2 separate regions of the Homo sapiens genome follow, and region 2 is linked to region 1. A link is a loop called in an ENCODE intact Hi-C map of the cell type or tissue named here. Cell type or tissue: Caco-2. All regions are shown on one strand.

Region 1 (8,000 bases):
GCCGAGGCGGGCGGATCACAAGGTCATGAGTTTGAGACCAGCCTGGCCAACATGGTGAAACCCTGTCTCTACTAGATAAAAATAAAAAAATTAGCCGGGCATGGTGGCATGGGCCTGTAATCCCAGCTACTCGGAAGGCTGAGGCAGGAGAATCGCTTGAACCCAGGCGGCGGAGGTTGCAGTGAGCCGAGATCACGCCACTGCACTCCAGCCTGGGCGACAGAGCAAGACTTCGTCTCAAAAAAAAAAAAAGAGAAGCACAGTACAGTACAGTGTTCAAAATAGGGGAAAAACAAGACAACATCTTTGTTCAGTTCTGGAATTCACATTTTAGGAGGAATGTTAACAAACTAGAGCTCTGCCAGTGACTTAAAACTAGAAGTAAAAAGTAGGAAAGGCTTGTCTTTTCCCAAATGGTTGAAAGAACTCATCGTATTTAATTAGGAAAAGAGAGAATGGTGGTGAGTTTATAGGGCTGACACTAAGATGTCCCAGAACTAGGAGAGCAAATTAAGAAGTATCACCTTGTAGTGGATCAGATTATCATCTAGAAATGTAACTCCAGAGATTTTTTCCATAAAAGTGTGACCACAGAGGATTAGGAATCCCAAATACAGTCAAGGGGATGTTGGCGGTGCAGGGAGGAGGAGTCAGGAGGAATGAACAGAGTCAGGAAAGAGGCAATGCAATGGAATTATAACCAGGCTGAACATGGAAAAACTATTTAGAATTCTGCTTAAAAAAAGACAGGGTTATCAGAAGGGAGATATTTAGCATAAAGCCTAGAAAAAGATGAGTGAAGTGGAAAGAATGAATTAGTACATTTCCGAGAAAGAAAGGAGAAATAATCTAACTTGATCTGTTTGCTTTGCATTCACTCTCATCAAATAACCTTATAATTTAGTTTCCCGTGCAGATGTTCCCATAGGCAGAGACTGTAACTATAGCTTACTCATTCCAGTTTGCTTGATAGTCATAACTTCCCTCTGCTCAGAGCTTTTATTCTCCTTCAAAAGTCCAGAAAATAGCTATTTCCCCTATTTTATGGACAAAGAAATTGAAGTTTGGCTAATAAGTGGCAGAACTGTGATTCACCCTCAGATATAATTGACTTTATACTCCATCACAATCAGAAGAGGCTAAAGTCACAGAAAACACAGAGAGACATATAAGAAAGTGGCAAAGTCTAGTAGTGAATGCTGCAAAGAGGTCGAGAAGGATGGTGACTGGCAAAAATGTCCTTATATTTAGTGGTCTGGGAGGCTTTCCAGTAAAAAAGTGTCATGAGCCAGACTGCACTACATTAGTAAGAAAATAATAAAGAAACAGAGGCATCAAGCATAGAACACTCTTTCAAGAACTCTGGCTACAAAGAAAAGACAGTATCATAAAGATATCTGTTTTACTTTGGCTCTAATATAATAGAATAGTTCTGTCACCCATTAAACACTGGGGAATATGTCCACTTTGTAGAGAACTATAGGACAGATATGTGAAGTTCCTCAACCACAATCATATTCCAGTGAAAGATTCTCTGTAAAATGTATCAGCGTTTGAGATGGGCATCATCTACTCATTTCTTCTGTGAGTGGCCATTTTAGACTTAAACAAATGGATTTCTAATGGTCTATTTGTTTTGTTACTTTCAGAATACATTTTTCATTATGAAAGCCAGTGGGAAAAATACAACTGCATTTCAGTGTTTTCAAAGTCACTTTTCTGGAACATATCTATTTAGTTAACTGACAATTTAATAACAAGCTCTCAGAAGGATGACATGTTTATATGTGCAATAATAAAATGAATTTTTCTCTGTCTTTTAGCAATTAAACATTTTTCCTTTAAGTAGATGATGTTTATTTCTCTTGGTGCTCATAACGTTTTAACATGAATTTACCTTGTACTGAGAAATTTTATATTTAAGATATGAGGTTTCAATCATGGGATCCCTCCCCATAAATTTAAATACAAGGGAATCGTGAGTCTATAATTAAAATCTGTTTAACATCTCAAAAATACTAGAAGCCTTTATCACAGTCAGAAAAATTTATACTTCAGTAGAAACTATAGCAAGGATGGGAGAATTGTGCATAGTTTAAAATATATGTTATAGTTTTAAATGCTATATGATAAGCTATATGATAGACAGTTTTCAAAAATCAATGTTTTATTATGTTTACAAGTTCCAGTTCTCTTCCTTACTGTTCATAGTTATGAATCTGTTTATATATGAAAATGAGACCCAAGAAATTCCGGCTAGTGATATGAAGCAAAAATGGGCAGCCATACTGTGTTATCTGTTACTAAAGAGTAGTGGGCACATGGTTGGAGTATGCTTTGAATCAATCTTTTTGGTCCTTCTTACAACAGAAGTTTGCTAACAATCCTCTGTTTTTTTCCTTCTTTCTTCCTCCCACTCTCACCCCAGCCCCTATCTAGAGTTGTGGAATAAAGCAAACAATTCTATCTTAAAAAAAATTTTTTTTTTTGATTGACAGAAAACTCAAACATTTAAATGTGAATTGCTTATGGGATTACCTGTCCTTTTTAAAAATTTGTGGCTCTGCTTATTTTTCAAAGATACGGCCCTTTAGAAAAGTAGTTTGTTGCTCTTTTAAGAGTCCTGAATCGAGCAATAGAAACTGATTTATGCTCTGTGATAGTATCATAATGTTGTATCACTGAAACACAATATAAATTAACCTTAGCATGAAGACCCTTTGTGCATTCCTACTTTCCTTGATTCACAATTTTTTTTTTTTAAACGGTGTCTCACTCTGTTGCCAGGCTGGAGTGCAGTGGCGCAATCTCAGCTCACTGGAACCTCTGCCTTCTGGGTTCAAGCTATTCTCCTGCCTCAGCCTCCTGAGTAGGTGGGACTACAGGTGCGCGCCACCACACCCAGCTAATTTTTGTATTTTTAGTAGAGACAGGGTTTCACCATATTGGCCAGGAGGGTCTCAGTCTCTTGATCTCGTGATCCGCCTGCCTCGGCCTCCCAAAGTGCTAGGATTATAGTCGAGAGCCACTGCGTCCGGCCGATTCACAATATTAATTAGTTCTTGTTTCAACATACTTAAGAATAAGACACTCAATGAGGTAAATACACTTGTTACTAATGTGTACCTAGGGCTATGGAAAGGAAAGGAGAGAAGGGGATGGGAGATGGAGGGACAGAAGGAAGGAAGAAAGGAGGAAGAAAGGAAAGACAATTAATAGTCAAGTGCCAGGATATCTCAGTGCAGCAAATTTGAGACCCACTCTAAGGGTGAGGGACCAGGCTAGGGCATGTCTGTCTGCTAAATTGTTTTTAGTATGACAGTTCATTTATTAATTCAAAACTAGTAAAAGAGCTCTCACCCTTCAAAACCACTTCCGGCATTGGCTGTACAAATTAGGATGATTTTATAAATAAAGTGCATATTACGTGGCATCAAAATTCTTGGATTTGAATTCCAGTCCTACCACTTATCAGATATATGGCCTTGGGCAACTTATTTTTCTGTTTCAGTTTCCCTACCTGCAAAATGGGATACTAATAGTACCTGTTTCATAGAATTACTCTAAGAATGAAATAAGATAACACATATAAACAGTCCAAAGACCTAGCATACTGTAAGTTCTCAATAATGGTTAGTTATTTCACTTTTCTTATCATCATTATGTTCCTTGCAGCCCTCAAATATAGTTACCTAATACACTAAAAGTCATATTCTTTTCATGTTATAACCCTGTAACATTTTTCTTCCTAGATTCATCCATATTCTGCTACTTTCAAATTTTGTTCTATTTCAACTTAGTTTGATTTTTGCCCCCATGTGTAATCAAGAACTTGGCCTATGAATCTCAGCAAAGAAAAATTTTCCCATCCAATAAAATGTACTAATATTTACTGAATACCTAAGAACAGATTATAAGAGAGAAACCTTATTTTTAAAAGAGAAAAATAAAATTTTGCAAACTTCCAGAAACAAATTCTACCTATTAACCAGATTCAATATCCATATTTAAATATTTCTGTATCAATAAAATTATTTAATATTTTTTAAAACAAAAAAATTAAAAGCCAAATTTTTTTTCTAAAATCAACGCATTACTTCTGTGGTTCTCTGACTTTTTGATCAAAAGAAAAAAAGCCATTTAAAACTTAAATTCCATTGCAATCATATTCATCTAATACCAAAGACAAAGATGGATGTGAAAAAAAACAAGAAATAGAAAAATTAGGTATGTAATTCCTGGTGAAGAAGAAATAACGCTGATGTGACTTGACAATTAGGACTCTAAGGGTGAGGGACTAGGCCAGACCATGTCTGACTGCTCAATTCTTTTCTCAGTACCATTTCAGTCACTAATTCGAAAGTAATAAGAGAACTTTTACCCACCATAAGTGGGGTAATAGGGGAAGAATGGGGGAAAAAAGGGAGTAGGGTTGGAATAGAATTAAGGAGAGGTAGTCCAGACCAATTTTGACAGTTCTAAAATAGATCAATAAGAAACTAAAATAATTATTCTTTGTAAGCAAAAACTCTCCTAGAGAGTTCCCAAAGCTGAGTCTAAGAAAAGTGGTCATTGCTGAGCCCAAGGGCAGCGTGCACATATTCCTTCCCTATTCTTTCAACAGTATACAAAAGTCGTTACTACTTTGGCCTAGATTCCATGTTGGCTAGCTTGGCCCACAATTCAGAACAGGTTTAAATAAGCTTCCTCAGAGGCTGCCTGTGTCCTAGGTTTAGGCTTACCCATACTCATCTTGATTGGCAGGTTTTCTCTGCTTGCCGCTTCCACTAGATGTCTCCGAACTTCCATCACTGCCTCTTTGTGCTTAGTGTTCAGTAAAGCTTCCCATAGGGCTTTGGCTGTGGTGTCACTGCAGGAAAATCACAAAAAGAGCTTTAGAATAAATTTCTACTGGATACTGGAAAGGGTTGAAAGCAAAATACTTTTTAAAATATATTTTTGAGCATTAATGTAGTCTTTCCTACTGATAGACTCTAAGTATTAGGATTAAATAAAGAATGTCTAATTCACATAATTGGCAGAAAATATTGAGAAATTAAGGAAACAATAAAATCAAGTGAAAAAAAGGGAAGAAAAGCTGTACTGTGTGATGAGAAGTGTGGGAAAACTATGTGATAAATTTTTTCAAAGATTTTGCACTTAAATCTTTCAGAATTCAACTCAACATCACTAGAGTAATATAAATGTTATATAAGCCAAAATTAAATGCAAGTCTCAAAATGATTTATCAGTGATTATAAGCACTATATCAATTCGAGATTAAATACTTGTCCAAGAAACAAAGCAATCAGCAATGAGCATTTCATTCAAAAATTACTCAACAGACTTCCTAATTAGTAGGCTTCCTACTAAATGAAAATCAGGAATTATGCTAAGTAGCCATGGCCTGAAGTATCCCACTTTGGGCCTTAGGTTGGAAGGATGGTACTTACTAAAACCTTTACAATTAACCGTTGATAACAGCACGAAGCACTGCATTATATGCAAGGTCTCATCTGGGCTCACTTCTCCAATAGCCCTCTGTCTCACCCAACATGCTATGTCCAAATTATAAATGAGGGCAGTGTTCTTTCCGGAAGATCTCTGCCATGTAGCCAAGTATACACATTTGTAGTAACGTTTTAAAAACTGAATACAAAGAAACAAGGATGACTTCTGTCCCTTTCTAAAGACTTTTTCCTCCAATTAAAGCCCTACTCACTCTCCTACTATCCACTTAGTAATAGTTCAAAAATAAATACATTTTTAATTTAGTTTTAAAGTTACATCTATTAAGATTTTAATTTAGTTTTAAAGTTATACCTAATAAGACATATCTTCCAAATTTGAATTGGATATTGAATAATAGAATGATGTATTTTTACACTGAGTTTAATGCCTGACACATTATAATCTTTCATTGAATAGTTTTTATTATCATGTATCTTTCCATAATGAACTAATATTACTGCTCAACATACTCCACTTGTTTTAATCTGATCAAATCTGTCATCATTATAACTCTGCATCTAATATTCTTAAGTTTAATTTAAGTAAGCAGGTAAACTACATGCCAAGCCCTGTATTTGGTTGGGATACAGATTTTTAAAAAGCTTTGAATGGCATAGTTTAGAAGACAAGGCAGATACAAAAGCAAATAAATTACTAAAAAAGTGTGGTAATAAAAGCCATGGTCAATGCTTGCATAGGTGTTTATGCAAGCATAATCCTAGCTGGGAGGATAGGGACTGAAGGAATGATTTCTACTGGAAATGATGAGCAAGTACAAAGATACATAAGCTCTAAAAGCAGCCTGGGAAGAAGTTAAAACTCAATCTGGGAAGGAAAATGGCAAAAAAAAAAAAAAAAAGCCTTCAAGAAAGATATAAAATCTTGGTTACAAAACAAGAGAAAGAAGGACATTTCAGAATGCAAAAAATCCTAGGAACATGACCCTGAGGAGCACTGTTCTGTTGCATGCCAAGGTGCACGGGGAGGGGCAGTGGAAGGAGAGCATAAAAGAAGGTGCAGCCACACTCTGGGGGTTCTGCATTCCTTGCCAAGTCATGTCAACTTTGATATGTAGGTGACAGGAAGCCAAGGAGCATGTGATTGATTTCACACTTTGAGAAGAACAGCATAGCTCAGCAGTTATGAATACAGTCTTTATCATAATTCAAAAGGAGGTCTGTTTGCTATGAGGCTTTCAGAAAGTTACTTAATTTCTCTAAAGCTCTGCAGGCAATTGAAGAACCATGGAAGAATTCTGAGCATGGGAGTTACAATCCCAGTTTCCCAAACTTATGCTTCATAATTGTTCTCTAGTCTCAACAATATCTCTCCACAAAACACAGGGATTTCTCACATAAGTCTCAACGCAACCCAGAACTTTCAGAGTAGAATGTCACTACCCTCCTCTTTTCCATGAGAATATGTATCTGGCTAATTCATCTCTAAAATCACAGTAAGTTAGGTAACGTTGTGGTTGCCCCATCAGATTGGTGTAGTGGTTTATGGACTCCGCAGTCAGATAAATCTGGGTTCGAACTCCAACCATGCTCCTCCTCACCCACTCCAAATACATGGCCTCCTAGACCATTCTTCTCCCGTATTCCAAGCAGAGGAACACTCTTTCTACAAATCTCTCTCTCCCTCCAGGTATCTGCTAAAACATCACCTTATCAGAGAGGTCTCCCCTTACTGCCCTGCTTAAAAAAGTGACATTGCCTATCACAGCATCTTATGCTAGCACTCTGTTGTCTACTTACTGGGCTTTACTGTTCTACATAATTCTAATTACCAGCTGACTTATTATGTTTCCATGTTTATTTGTTGTCTGTCTCTCTCATAAAAGGTGGGGTCCTTCTATGAAGGCAGGGACTTTGTTTTACTCATTGCTAATTCTTCACTACCTAGAACAGTGCAGATCTCTGGTGGGTACACTCAGTAAATACTGAATAAATGATACTTGTTAATTGTGTAACTGTGCACATAATTAATGCTCTCTTTTTGGTATCTGTGGAGTTGGAAGTTATAATAGTGAATTCACAGGATTGTTGTAGGATTAAATAATATAATTCATTTAAAGCACTTTCCTGATTCACAATAAATGTAAGTTGTGTGGTGGTGGTTGTAGTTGTTACTAGTATTACTGTTGTTATAAGTGGTATTGTCTTATATTCATGGTCTTTAATTCACTATGTTCAGGAGTTTGTGATATATTGGATGAATTCACTTACTTAATTACACTGAGTATGCTTATTCATACAATCTTGATTAGTGCAGATGTACTAAAGTCACTTGAAGCTTGTACTATCTGGCTCTTGTCTATTAAAATATTTTAGAAGAAATACAAAGTTTCCATGATCTCTAACAGTGATACATACTCAGGTCATGTTTTCTTAAAAATTGTTTTGCTGATATAAACAATTCTGGGCCGGGCGCAGTGGCTCACACCTGTAATTCCAGCATTTTGGGAGGCCAAGGCAGGCAGATCACAA
Region 2 (8,000 bases), 920 kb after region 1:
ACATCCCCGGAGCCACAGGAGGGGAGGAAGGGGCTCTCCGGGCGTGCGCACCTCCCCAGCCGCCGCGCTGTCCCATCCCCGACCCCTAATCTGGTCAACCTGGACCCCGGCACTGCTGAATTGCATCCCCTCTTCTCCCTTTCTCCTCGGCCTCCTCCTTTCCACAACCCTCAAGATGAGGAGGCCCTGCCTCGACTCCCCGACAGGCGCAAGGCCGACCAGGCTCGCTTTGACGCCCTGGTCAGGCCCTGCTTCGGAGCTTGCAGTTTTGGGTTGACCCAAGTGCAGCTGGACCTCGTTCACAAGAGTGAGGGGAAGCCAAGAATGAACCCGTCGTTAGCCCCCGGTGCCCTGGCTCTTGTTTAAATCCTTAGATCGAGAAGGACTTGAAGGAGATCCCAGGCTCCCAGCTCTGCGCCCCTGGGCCAGTTTCCTCTCGGGACGCGGACTGAGGAGGGATGCAGGGGGAGGGGCATTGGGCCGGGCTTTCCAGCTGCAAACACGTCTGGCGCCGAGGCGGGCCCATTTTGTGCCTCCTGGGGACGGACCGTGGGCGGCGCGCAGCGGCGGGACGCGTTTTGGGGACGTGGTGGCCAGCGCCTTCCTGCAGACCCCACAGGGAAGTACTCCCTTTGACCTCCGGGGAGCTGCGACCAGGTTATACGTTGCTGGTGGAAAAGTGACAATTCTAGGAAAAGAGCTAAAAGCCGGATCGGTGACCGAAAGGTGTGGGTCTCAGGGTTCCCCGGGTCTAACTCGCCGGGTCCAACCGCAGCATCAGCCTTGGGGCGGCAGATAATCTTTCGGTCTCGCCTGGGGCGCAAGATGCAGGATCGGGGGCAAATGGCTTCTCCCAACTTCCCCCTAATTCGGGTTCTGCCAGATGGTTGTCGTTTGCTGAAGTGGCTCGGCGGCATTTCCTTTTGTTTTAAACTGATCAATGAGCGAACCTGGGATGGGCTGAAAAAGTAGATTGTAGGAGGGAATAATGGGAAACCCGACTTGGGGCGCCTCCTTCCCTGCCTCCTACTGCAGTTTCTCGGCCCCCGCGAAAGGGGAGCGACAAGCGCGGGTGGGCGCGGACTCTTGAGGGGGCAGAGGCGGCTATGGCGCGTGTCGGGCAAGGTGGCACCAGAAGGCACTTTTGTGTGTGTGTGTGACAAGAGTCTCGCTCTGTCGCCCAGGCTGAAGTGCAGTGGTGCGATCTCGGCTCACTGCAACCTCTGCCTCCCAGGTTCAAGCGATTCTCCTGCCTCAGCCTCCCGAGTAACTGGGATTACAGGTGCCCGCCACCACGCCAGGCTAATTTTTGTATTTTTAGTAGAGACGGGGTTTCACCATATTGGCCATGCTGGTCTCGAACTCCTGACCTCAGGTGATCCGCCCACCTCGGCCTCCCAAAGTGCTGGGATTTACAGGCGTAAGCCACCGCGCCCGGCCAGGAACGGTTCTTAAATGCCGAGAGGGCGCATGCTAGCTCTCCTCAGCATTCCCGGTGAGCCGCTACCCACGGCCGTGCGGCTCTCGTGCCCATAGGAGGCGCTGGCGAGCTCCTGTAACCCTAAACCCCTCGGCCCCTTTCCCCCCACCCGCCCGGATTCTCTTCCCGCTCTCCCCCCTCTCTCCACACCCGCCCGGCCCCCTCTCGGGTCTCAGTTGAAAACAATGCAAACGCAGAGCGTCGTGCCTGGGGCGCAGCGGCCTCTGCAGCTCTGAGGTTCAGAGCGCGGCGCGCAGGGGCGCAGGGGCGCAGGTCCCCGGAGCGGCTGGGCATCGCCGCCAACCCCGGGACAACCAAGCCGCCGAGGACTTGGTGGAGGTGGGAGGGAGAGCGGACCGCGCAGTGTTCCTCTGGGTCCCGGGGTCAGAAGCCGGACAGTGGCGGGGGCTGGACAGTCCGAGCGCAGAGCCTCCCGGGCGAAGTCTGCGCGCAGCACTCCCGGCTGCGCTGTCGGGGACCAGGAGCCTGGGCTGCGGGCGAGCTAGCTGGCGAGCCGGGTAAGATTCGCGGGGCTGTCGCGCCCTCTAGTGGGCTCCGGGGACGCATCCCGCTTTCCCCAGCCCCGGGCGGTCGGCGCCGCTATCTCAGTGGAGCGCAGCGCTGGAACCCCGGGGGCCCGGAGCGGAGGCTAATCTGGGTCACCTTTCCCCTCCTCCGGGCAGCCAGTGGACTCCTCGCAGGCTCTGTGTGGGCCCGGGAGGCGCCGGGTGGACGAGAGGGGGCCGAGGTCTCTGGGTTTGGATTGAGAATGGGACGTCCTTGTAATTCAATGTGGGAGAAGCAGGGGAGTGTGGAGGAGGACGGGTCCCGTGCGTTCTTGGGGGGCAGGCGCCGTCTTCTGCGTTCCAGCCCCTCGCCAGCTCCCTTGCCCCGCGGGCGGCCTGTTGCTGTTTGTTTGTTTTACGACCCTGCGTTATTGTGCAACGGTAACAGTCGTTTCCAATCAGCTGCGCGGCCGTCGCGGCCCTCGCCAGGCTGGTTTATGGGGGCGGCGGTGGCGCGCGGACAGATAGGACAGCGCGGCCCGGGAACGGCGTCGAGGTCCAGGCGGTCCCCCTGCCCCGAGGGGGCGGAAATGCTGAGGTGGCGAGAGCGTGGGTTGCACAGAACCCTAGTAGCGAGTCCGGCTGAGCCTCTGCGGCCTAGCCCAGCAGCGTCGTCTTCCCGGCTCCGAAGACGTCTTCCCGAAGCCCCGCTGCCCCGGCGCACCAGCTCCCGGTGATGGGGATGATGATGGGGATGATGGGGAGATGTCCCCGAATTCTCCTGGGGTCCCGAGGAGATTTAGCCATTTTCAACAGCAGTTTTCCTATTTCTGCTTAAACCCCGCGGGCTTTCAACTGAGGTCACCACGAAAGCTAAAAGTACAACCTAAGGAAGGAAGAGACTGGAAATTAACATTTGGGGTAGTGGAGCTCAGAATTCCTCGCAGCGGCGTCTGTGTCGCAACCCGTGGACGCACGTCCTTGGACCAACACTGCCATCTGCTGGCCACTCGTAAGAACTACTGCGACCCGCTGTGAGAATGGGCTTCGCGGAGACCATTAGGAAGGTGCTTTATTTTTTATTTTTTATTTATTTTTTGCTCAGTAGGACCGTAATAGGTGACTGATTTTCTTTTGCTGTGAGGCTACAAGAATTGCTGGAAGACAACATTTTTATTTCGTGGAAATTTGTGTTGTGTTTCTCCTTGGTTGTTAATGCTTTGCATTTACATAGTGAACATCTTATTATCAGAGCTGGCCTGTGAGGAGGGTAGTGGGGGGGCATTGATGTTCCCGTTTCTGAGTGAGGAGACCTATGTCGGGGCCTTGGTGACCTCAAGCCGAATGCTCAAACTGCTACTGCTACTCCTAAGGTTGTGCCATTAGGAGTCACACCCGTTTGGTGATATTCAAAAGGATATGTCATTTTATTCTCCCGTGGTTAAATATATGGTGAGAGGAGAGCAGGCATGTTTATGAGCCCAGATTGTCCCATAAAAGGCTCCTGTTTAAAAACACTCCAGCCCCCTCCCATTACTGGAATGTCTGATGGAGCTCCGGGAGATCAAAACAACAAAACAGGCTCTGGTAGGGTGCAGAGGTCCTGGTAAACACACCCTCTGCTGGAAAACAGGGAGAAGTTTCCACCAGTGTAGACCTGCACTTGGTTTGCCTGGGCTGAAGTTAGGAGACTGCGTAGAAAAAGGAAAATGTGTAATTTTCACAGTTAGAATTAACTTAGGAGAGCTGAAATTAACTGAGCCTCGGAAATCTGAATCTTGAAGTCACCAGTGGCTTTTGGGGCTGTGAGAGAGTCTCCTGTGGTCTTTAATCATGTGAGGGTGGGGTGAAATTCAATATTCAGTGGTTCTGCAATGGGATGCACTGTGCAATTGGTGATTGAGAAGCCAACTCTCTGGCTTTAGGAGAAGAATGTCTTGCTGTTAGTCCTTCTGGAAATAGAGCCTTGCATTGCCTACTGTCTGTTTACACTACCTTTGCACATTGCCTTTGGTTATAGAGTCATGTCCAATGGCTCTTTACTTCTGTTTGCAGGGCAGGAGATGGCACCCTGTTAAAGAGAAAGGATAGTAGCTGCAAAGTCATTTGTTTCTCTGTTTCTGTGACTGTATATATTGGCTCATCTTTGAATGGTCTTTATAGCCACACCAGGCTGGAGGTAACAGGGTCATGGGAGTGGACTGCTGGTGTGGGCTGAATCAGAGTTCAGATCCATGTCTCCAGGAGGTAGGAGGTGCAGGGCAAGTCATGTGGCTTCTGGGGCATCCCTCACTTTCTTAGTTAAGGAGAAGTTGAAGGAGCCGATCTAAAATATCTTGGGAGTCTGCAGAAAAAGTCGTGAAAATCAAAGCACTTTCAATTAAACTATATAATTTAGTCCTTACAAGAATGCCACAGGGCAAGCAACCAGTCAGGCCTTGGTAGTCGTGCTTCCTAGAAGAAAAGACTGAGGTTCAGAGAGTTGGATAGAGTATCAGATTTGGGATCAGTGGCTAGTCCAATGTGATTTCCATCCTTTCTTCTGAGAGAAAGCATAAGAAGGCCAAGAGGATGGTGGAAAAGCACAAGTCACCTGCCTGAGAGTCAACAGGGCGGGGGGTCTCTTTCTCAGTTTGTTCCTCTAAGTTATGGCAAATGTTTTTTGAGCTGTGATTATTGAGAATGGGGGCTGAAGTTCAACATGTAGTTGGCATGAGGGAAGTAATTATGATTGAAGAAAAGATTTGGGTGAAATCTAGTGTTCTTCCCTGCAAAGGGGGTTGTTCTCACGGATTCTTATGGTGCCATGTTTCTCAGAATTTGTAGTTTCAGTTACTTATATTTGCACACCTGACTTTAGATGAGCTCCAGAATAGCAGTTACTAATTAAGGATGAGCATTTAGAGTAGATAAAAGTGGCAGGAACAGCAAGACTCACTCCCAGAGAGCCTCACTACAGGTCTAATAGGTGAGGAAATTCCCCATGTTTCCCATTTTTCTTCATTACCTCCCTGTGGGGCAAGCACTGCCATTATTCATGAGTAAACTGTCTGAGTTATAGATAAGTAATGACATGAAACTTCACAAACACGCTGAGCACAGTGGCTCACGCCTGTAATCCCAGCACTTTGGGAAGCCGACGTGGGTGAATCACGAGGTCAGGAGTTCGAGATCAGCCTGACCAACATGGTGAAACCCTGTCTGTACTAAAAATACAAGAAATTAGCTGGCCATGATGGTGGGCACCTGTAATACCAGCTACTCGGGAGGCTGAGACAGGAGAATCGCTTGAACTTGGGAGGCAGAGGTTGCAATGAGCTGAGATCATGCCACTGCACTCCAGCCCAGGCGGCAGTGCAAGACTCCATCTAAAAAAAGAAAAAGAAAGAAAGAAAAAAGAAAAAAAGAAAGTTCACAAACAGGCCTGATTTCTACCCAGGGAACCACTGTTATCAGAGATTGGGGTTTGGAATCTTAAGCAACAAACACATGTTTATTCTCTTCCTTCCTGATGGCTTGCTCAGAGGACCTGTTTCCATTGCCCACTTTTTTTTTGAGACAGAATCTTGCTCTGTCACCCAGGCTGGAGTGCAGTGGCGAGATCCTGGCTCACTGCAACCTCTGCCTACTGGGTTGAAGCCATTCTCCTGCCTCAGCCTCCCGAGTAGCTGGGATTATAGGTACCTGCCGCCATGCCTGGCTAATTTTTTGTATTTTTAGTAGAGATGGGGTTTCATCATGTCGGCCAGGATGGTCTTGAACTCCTGACCTCAAGTGATCTGCCCACCTCAGCCTTCCAAAGTGTTGGGATTACAGATGTGAGCCACCACGCCCGGCCTCATTGGCCACTTTATATGTCAGTAAATAATCTTTCCTGGCAGAGGGTCCACTGTATCTGGAGGCACTGAAGGAAATCTGGGAGTGTCTGGCCAGGGCAAAGCACTGCTTAGAGCTTGCACAGGAAAAGCAGTGAGCCCTTCTTTTAAGCTGGAGAAAGCTTTAAAGATGCATCTTTGGCAAGTCTTGCCAAAGAAATATGGGTTCTAAATGTGATAAAACCAAAGACATCAAGCTGGCTCTGGAGGCCTTGTTTGAAGTTTGCTGAGTGGATTGTCAGTGGGAGGCTGATATTTATATGTACAAACACACAAGCATTACTGCTAATTGTGGTAAATCAGGCTGGCCAGCCTGGCTCTGGGGCCCACTGTGCCTGCCACCGCAGCAGTGTGGAAGCCTTGCATCCCAGGCACATGTCAGGATCCTCGGAGGCCATCAGCCAGCCAGCATTGTGTGAATTGCATTTGGGTTCACAGCACTGTAATTGTGTTTCTCCTGCTGTGGTGAGCAAAGGAGGAAAATGGAAGGAGGAGGTATAATTTGCCCTAGGAAATAGTCAGGCAAGTAGGTGGCACACAGGGGTGGGATATGGCTAAAACACTGACCTTCCCTTGAGAGAGACCATATGGTGAAGTGGAGAGGGCATGGCGTTTGTATCACACGACCTTGTGTTCAAATCCTGGCTCTGTCACTGGCTGTGTGACTTTGGGTCATTTGCAAAACCTCTCTGAGCCTCAACTGCCACTTCTTAAAATCAGCTCTAAGTAATCACAGGGTTATTCTTCACAAACACAGCATGCACATGCAAACTTTGGCTTAGTAAATAATGGTTTCTCCTTCTCTTACTTTGTTTTCTACATACCCCACTCCCCTTCCTGTGAGGAGCCTTCCACCTTTTTCTCTGTGTTCTCTTCCTCTCCCATTTTCCTGGTAGCATTCAATAAAACAGAAATCTGATTTCTGCAAAGTAGGCCACCTTACGGTAGAAATACATGATTAGGCCCCACCAAAAACTTTGATTAGGCTATTATCTTCTGGATCCTGGATCCCCTCCAACCAAACCAAACCCAACTAGGGCTAAACACAGCAATATATGAATACATTGAATTTCTCTCTCACTCTTTCTTTTTTTTAAACCAGTTTACTCAGGAATCACATGCACACATATTTTAGCTTCCAAAGCCAATGATGGAACAAATTGTGTCCCATTAGGCTCACTCCATTGTATGAGTTAGCATCAGAGGAGTTCATACCAGAGTGACTTCATCTTGAATAGGGCCTAGGTAAGAAGAGGATGAGACCTGCTGGGCTGCATTCCCAGGAGGTTACACATTTGTAGTCACAGGAGAGAAAGGAGTTGGTATAGGAGTTGATAGATACAGGTCATAAAGACCCCAGTGATAAAACAGGTTGCAGGCCAGGTTTGGTGGCTCATTCCTGTAATCATAGTACTTTGGGAGGCCAAGGCAGGAAGATTGCTTGAGCCCAGGATTTCAAGATGAGCCTGGACAACATAGTGAGACCTTGTCTCTACAAACAATAATTTTAAAAACATGAGCTGGGCATGATGGTGCAGGCCTATAGTCCCAGCTACTGGTCTGAGGGGCAGTTGGGTGGCAGGCTGAGATGGGAGGATGGAGGCTGCGGTGAGCTGAGATCAGGCCACTGCACTCCAGCCTGGGTGATGGAATAAGACCCTGTCTCAAAAATAGATAAATAAATAAATAAATAAGCCAGCAAAACCAGAATGCAGTGAAGAAGCTGGCCAAAACCCACCAAAACGAAGATGGTGATGAAAGTGACCTCTGGTCATCCCTACTGCTTATTACACACTAATTATAATGCATTAGCATGTTAAAAGACACTCCCACCAGTGCCATGGCAGTTTACAAATGCCATAGCAATGACCAGAGATACTCTATATGGTCTAAAAAGGGGAGGAACCCTCAGTCCTGGGAATTACCTGTCCCTTTCAGGGAAAACTCATGAATCTTCTACCGCTTGTTGAGCGTATAATCAAGAAATAACTATAGGTATACTCACTCAAGCAGCCATGCAGTTGCTGTGCCCATGGAGTAGCCACTCTTTTATTCTTTTACTTTCTTAATATATTTGCTGTCATTTTACTCTTTTGGCTTGCTCTTGAATTCCTTCCTGCATGAAGCCAAGAACCTTTG

What was found. Peaks named below come from ENCODE experiments on the same cell type or tissue, not always from the same donor. Only the 100,000 strongest peaks of a DNase experiment are listed, where the experiment ranks them.
Region 2: a loop joins it to region 1, with 23 times the contacts of the local background. A loop is called at or near these places in 11 of 110 quality-filtered maps.

What each region holds. Positions count from the first base shown.
Region 1 is chr4:53,308,894-53,316,893 of GRCh38, forward strand. SCFD2 (sec1 family domain containing 2) reads right to left here. Exons shown (of 9, transcript NM_152540.4): 3 at 4,743-4,870. Among named protein-coding and RNA genes, the nearest start is that of SCFD2, 53 kb to the right of the region's middle. In Caco-2, no CTCF peak of the experiment used is centred here; a DNase peak (open chromatin) is centred at 4,798.
Region 2 is chr4:54,231,446-54,239,445 of GRCh38, forward strand. All of the region lies in intron 1 of PDGFRA (platelet derived growth factor receptor alpha), which reads left to right. Among named protein-coding and RNA genes, the nearest start is that of PDGFRA, 6.2 kb to the left of the region's middle. RefSeq lists enhancers at 1,878-2,428, 2,239-2,358, 2,866-2,915 and silencers at 1,909-2,018, 2,980-3,087. In Caco-2, CTCF peaks have their summits at 1,524, 1,732, 3,002 (motif pointing left) and 3,213; DNase peaks (open chromatin) are centred at 1,606, 1,966, 2,686, 2,956 and 1 weaker place; H3K4me3 peaks cover 2,875 bases.